Regions from separate parts of the Homo sapiens genome. Here region 2 is linked to region 1. The links are chromatin contacts, found by Hi-C or POLR2A ChIA-PET in ENCODE. All regions are on one chromosome and are shown on one strand. The core of a region is the stretch at or near the end of the contact, and the rest is flanking DNA. Distances in the headings are between cores, read along the strand shown. Region 1 overlaps MEF2A (myocyte enhancer factor 2A). Region 2 overlaps LOC105371019 (a long non-coding RNA gene).

Region 1 (2,966 bases), core at 266-2,765:
ACCGTGGAAGCGGAAGTTGCAGTGAGCCGAGATCACGCCACTGCACTCCAGCCTGGGTGACAGAGCAAGTCTCTGTCTCAAAAAAAAAAAATCTCTCTTTGGGGGTGGGGGACCTCCTTCTCCCTCCCCCACTCTTGCCCCCGTCCCTCTCTTCTCCCTCCCCTCTTTCTTTCCTTCTCCCCCTCTCTCCCCTTTGATGTTCCTAAGTGTGGTTTTCTTTGTATTTATTTTGCTTGAGGATTGATAGAGCTTCTTGAATCTGTGGCTCGATGTCTCATTGGTCAGTTTTGAAAGTTCTTAGCTATTATGTCTTCAGATATTTTTTTCTTGCCTATATGTTTTCTCCTCCCCTCTGAGACTCCAGTTACATGTACTTTGTATCCGTTTTCCATGTGCTGTAATTTCTCATTCTTTTCTATATTTCTCATTCTCTTTTTGTGCTTCAGTCTAGGTGTTTTATTGTTTCCTGTCTTCTGGGTTGATTCTTTCTTCAGCTGTGTCTAAAGTATTATTAAAACCATCCATCACTTCTTTTTCAAAATTGTATTTTTTGATTTCATGTTTTCCACTTTTTGTTTATGAAAATTCTTCATTTTACTTTTTAATTCCTTGAACATTTAACTTGTTTTAAACTTTTTTCTGATAACACCATTATCTGGATCTACTGTGAATCTGTTTCTATTGCCATTTTAAAAATCTTGGTTTCAGTTGGGTTTTGACCGGTTATATTTTGATTTCCAGACATTTATATGAAACGTGAAAAAATGTGAATTTCTAGATGATGTTATCTTTCTGCTGAGAATTACTTTTGCTACTGGTATGCAGCTAGGCCAATAAGAGTAGTTGGCCCGGATTGCCTTAATCGAATGAGGGATTGAGATGATTTAAAGCTGTGCTTCTCTTCCTGCGTGGGCTAGTCTGTTGCTAGTTCACCTTTATACCTAGAGTATAGTTCTTTGGAGTCTGTCCCTATGCCTGATGTGTTTGCCAGGGCTGCTCCTCCTTGGCAGACCCTAAATCCAAGTTTTGTATGTCCGCCCACAGGTCTCTTGAAAGCTCTGTTAACTTTCTCAGTCTCTCGGGCAGTAGTTTTGGAATCTACAGGCAGATGAGTCCAGAGACTGGTCTCACCTATTTCTTCCAGATCTCCGCCCTGCAGATTCTCTAGTTTTGAAAGTTCTCTAGTGTATAAAACAGATTATCTTGTGTTTTTCTTTTCTAGTTGTTCTCAAAGGAAGGTTGGTTTGAAGCAAACTACTCCACCATTGTCAAAAGCAAAAAATGCCCAAATATGTTCTGGAATTAAGAATTTTTTAGGTGATATAAGGTAGTACACTGTATCCATCTTACAGCCATTAAAATATCTTGCATGCCTTAGCGATACTGTCTCTGTAGTAAAATGTATTAATATTTCTCTTGCCTACTACAGTACAAGTGTTTATATTGGGAATTGGATACAATGTGATCTGTTAAAAGAAATATTCTACAACACAGCCTGTTTGATTGGGCCCCACGAGTGACTAGCCATCTTTCAGTTCCTCTAATGTTTCCTGTTCCCTTTTGTCATGGGGCTTTTGTACATGTTGTTCTCCCTGCCTAATATGTATATCTCATACTCGAGTTTGAGTATGAGACACATCCTCAGGGGAGCCTTTCCTGAACCATAAATTTAATTCAGATAAATGAACTTTCTAGTTTGGAATTATGCAAACTCATTTGCATTATGGTTTGATTAATGTCTTTTTCTTCTACTAGACTCTGAACTCTGCTAGATTAGGAATCATATCCTTTTTTTTTTTTCTGACCATGTTATCCTCTGTGCATAGTTCAGTGTTTGGAAGTACATTTATTAGAAGTAGGTGAACAATTAATAGGTTATCAGTTAATAGATGATCAACTACTGTTTGTATCAATGAAGAAATAAAATAATGAGGGAAGATAAATAAGAAATGCTGTGCTGATGTTAGTGCTGGAAATGATAAGAAACGAAAGGCTTATAGCTTTTGAGCAAAAGCCAGATTTAATCACACACTGGATTTGCACAGTACAATTGAAGTTTTATTGATACACATGTACAGTATTGAAAATACTTGCATAAAATTCCCATGGGAATGTATTATTATGACTGTTGTATTATAGCATTCATGCCCCCATCTCCTCGTATTTTTATTATGTAAGTCTGAAAGCACTAGGTTTTTAAAATGACACAGCCATCATTCAGAACATGACAAACTATATCATTTCCAGTCATCCTACTACACAGAATAAATGGAATAAAAAACGCTTGAAAGATTTTTTAAGTCTTGAAGGAAAGCAGACTTAAAATTTATACACACACACACGAAGGTGCTGTGGTTTATTCTACCAAGGGAAATTGATTTTCACTTCATCTGGAAGTGCAAACTGAATCTTGACTGATAAGGAGGTGTTCATTAAATGGCCAAAGGAATGTTTCATTTAAATGCATATTTTTACGAAAGTATATAGTGGCTTTGTGAATTGACAAATAGTGATTTGGCTGGAGGCTAGGGCAATTTGCAAGAATTTGAAAAGACAGATTGGGGCTATCCAGATTAGTTCATTGTTTGGTATGGAGGTCATCAGAAGTTTTTAAGGATATTCTGTGTTGTGAAGAACAGAAGTGCTGGAACCAGATTCCCTGAGTTTATAACCCCAAGCTCTGCCCCTTACTACGTGACCTTGGGCGTATTGCTTAATTTTTCTGTGTCTCAGTGTCTCTATTTATAAAATGGAGGTAATAATTATAGATTGCTATTAGGATTGAATGAGTTAAGACATGTCCATGCTTAGGAAAATGTCTAGTACATAGAAGAATCTCAGTAAGGCTTGGCTCTTGTTGCTATTATTGTATACATTGAGAAAACCTCAAACATTATTGTTGCATTAGTTTAACCAGAACTAGAGACACAAAGAGATTCAAGAGGTATTTTAGGGGTAAAGTTAAC
Region 2 (2,966 bases), core at 292-2,791, 130 kb before region 1:
GGGGTAAAGGCCCCAGGTGGGCAAATAAGGCAGCTCCCCATTGGTCCACATGTTGACCTTTTGTTTGTGGCCTTTTGCCCACAAGGACAGTATTTCCACTTAAAGGTCACCTCCCCCAGGCAGCAATCATTACTGTTTTGCAGCCTGTTGGGAAAGTCAGATGTAAGCCATCAGATAACAAAGAAAAAACACGACAAGAAGAGAAACAAATATTTCAGGGCACTGCTCTTGTCATTCCTCACCCCTGAATGCACCGATCACCCTGGCCAGCAGAGATGGCTCCCGCCTCCTTGTTCAGCTCTTACGGTCACGGGGTTTGCCTTCCTCGCTGATGCCACCAGCATCCTTTGGCTGGAAACAAAACAGCCCCATCAATTCAGATTGTTCTTAGGAGCTTTCAGAGGAGATATTGGTTGCATTTAACACACAGTCGGGGCCAAAATAAAGGCTGGGTAGGTGCCCGGGTTATTCAGCGGGAAATGACATCCTGCTCAGGTACACAAATGTCATGCTCCCCAAGCCCTGACACAGGCAAACCGTCTCACAGCCTTCCTTCCCCAGGACTCCAGATTTTCCAACCGATGGTTCTCTTCTTGCCTTCAGACACAACCTGTCCCGTTTGGGAAGGCCAAGACAGGAGACCACAGTGGCAGGGAGCAAACAGGAAACATGAGAGTGGTATCACTGACCTAATCTTTTCCTTTGCAGAAACAATCTCAATTAAAATGCATCACTTCAGAAACCCTATGAAGGACCCGCTCTGTGAATTCTTTCGAAGGTCATCTTAATAATCCAAACCAGTTGCCCAACCAGGAAAGAATTATTCTCTAACATAATTGAAAACACCCACAGGCAGGTGCTTATTGCTTGTGAAAATGAAGACTCATGCATCATTGGAGCCTTAGTTCCAGAGAAGGTGGGATGTGCACGGATCTGTTCTTTTGACAAAGCAGCATGAGGAAAAAGACTCTGTGGCCATTGCCCCTAAAAATAAAGGTATCCTGCCAAGCTTCTCACTGGCATCCTCAGCTTCCCCTTTCTGAGGCTGAGATGAGGTTTCCTTGGCCTCCTCACCCCCACCACCATAGAGCAGAGAGGCCCAAAGTCTGTTCTCAAAATCACTCACATTCAAATGTGAGTAACTGACATCAGCCAAATTGGGAACCAGAGTCAAATCTGAAACTCAAAGGAAAAAGCTTCCAGATAAACTTCAGAGATCTTCACTGTGGGGAGATGGGGGGGACCAACTAGATGGAGTAGGGGATCTTTATGGCCACTGTTTCTCTGAAGGGACAGAAGGACCAGGCTCACTAGGTCTGGGTGGAAACCCTAGCTCTGAAAGTTCCTTCTTACATGGCTTTGAGATGATTACTCGGGGTGGTTCTGAGCTTACTTATTGCATCATAAAAAGGAGAGACCCATGCGGACTTCTCAGGGCGAGGATGAAGTGGGATGCTATTTGTGAAGGTGTTTGGCCCATCAAGGTGTCCATAGGACTAAAGACCCTACGCAGAAACACTCGTGGCCAGGACCGGGCTCCTCCAGGCTGTGGTCAGAGCGGGCCAGGTTCTAGTGGAAAACTCTGCCTCAGTCAAGGGCTGCTCAGGGGTTGGTGCTCTCAGTAGAAAGCCAGTCTCTGGTACGTGACTGGCACAACCTACAGGGGCTTCCAGAACCCGTCACAGCAGTGTGCCTGGCCTGCAGGGTACCTGAGCATTGCTCTCTTAACCTAGCATTTATTCATCAACCTCCTGGAGCTCCTCCTGGAGGCCTGGCTTCAGAATGAGTCATATTGCCCGACACCACACTCTTTTGTTTAGAATTGATACAGGACATGGGGTTCCTGTGAAATTAGCTTGAAATTAATTTAGCCACAATAGCTTATTGTTAGATTTAATTGTAAATGAAACAATTCACCAGGGACGTTTCACTTTGTAAACAAGCACCTCAGAGTCAGCAGGGAATTTGGGTATTTTTTTTCCTACTCTCTAGTCGCTGCATAGGTTTTTACAAAATTTGTGGCCAAGCATAAAAAGCATTTTGGACACGGCTTTGGAGGGACAGCCCACTGCCATTCGTCACCCTCTTAGGTGCCCTGGCACTGGGTAGGAGCAGTCTGCTTTCACGCAGCCTGCTGGGCACAGGAAGGTGCTCTTTGCTGCAGTCAATACATTGTCCAAAAATCACCCTGACTCCATTCCAGAATCCCCAGTGCTCCTGCAGAAGCATCAGTGCTGCTCATATTAAAGAGTCCAAAAAACAGGGTCTGGGCAGTCCAGGCTATGGTTTCCTTCAGAAGCCCTGAAGCCAGTGTTTCTTAGAACATGATGCCACACCACCGTTGGAACATACAGTTATTATCAACATATAGTTCTCATGTTAATGGTTACATGTTCATTTTAAGATGTATTAAAACAAAAATCATTCCTCAAAACTGTGATTTCATGGCAATACACATAAGTTTACATTAAAAGGCAGGTCAGCCAGGGACAGTGGCTCATGCCTGTAATCCCAGCACTTCGGGAGACTGAAGTAGGCAATTGCTTGAGCCCAGGAATTTGAGATCAGCCTGGTCAACACGGCAAAACCCTGTCTTTACAAAAAATACAAAAATTAGCTGTGCATGGTAGTGCATGCCTCCCAGCTACTTGGGAAGCTGAGGCAGGAGAATCATCTGAGTCTGGGAAGTGGAAACTGCAGTGAACTGTGATTGTGTCACTGCACGCCAGCCTGGGTGACAGAGGACACCCTGTCTCAAAAAGGAAAAAAAAAAAAAAAAAAAAGGTAGGTCAATATGAAGAAGAGTAATTTAAAATTAAAAAAAATTAAAAAGTAAATTATATGCAACTTAAAACCAGGAGATATCATCTTACACCAGTCAGAATGGCTGTAAAAAGACAAAAAAACACAGATGTTGGTGAGGACGCAGAAAAAAGGGAATGTGTATGTACCATTGGTGGAAATGT

The links. A loop is a pair of places that touch in the nucleus more often than their neighbours do. ChIA-PET counts read pairs that join two places held with the same protein, here RNA polymerase II (POLR2A). Pooled maps may share reads with other maps.
Region 2: a loop to region 1 is called in a map with no recorded cell type, with 4 times the contacts of the local background. The contact joins two enhancer-like sites. A Hi-C loop is called at or near these places in 2 of 168 maps with a recorded cell type or tissue (B cell and GM12878), 36 of 37 single-sample maps with no recorded cell type and 6 of 50 pooled maps. POLR2A ChIA-PET finds 5 or more read pairs at or near these places in 2 of 52 experiments (GM12878 and activated B cell).

The regions. Positions count from the first base shown.
Region 1 is chr15:99,629,861-99,632,826 of GRCh38, forward strand. The region is part of intron 2 of MEF2A (myocyte enhancer factor 2A); the gene reads left to right. Among named protein-coding and RNA genes, the nearest start is that of MEF2A, 65 kb to the left of the region's middle. Within about 2 kb of position 1,516, at least 7 of the 41 ENCODE cell types and tissues checked have a DNase peak (open chromatin) inside an H3K27ac peak, as active enhancers do; they include B cell and GM12878, where a contact is called at or near this core.
Region 2 is chr15:99,503,175-99,506,140 of GRCh38, forward strand. LOC105371019 (a long non-coding RNA gene) reads right to left here. Exons shown (of 3, transcript XR_001751710.2): 2 at 243-351. Among named protein-coding and RNA genes, the nearest start is that of MEF2A, 61 kb to the right of the region's middle. RefSeq lists an enhancer at 1,393-1,522. Within about 2 kb of position 1,542, at least 5 of the 41 ENCODE cell types and tissues checked have a DNase peak (open chromatin) inside an H3K27ac peak, as active enhancers do; they include B cell and GM12878, where a contact is called at or near this core.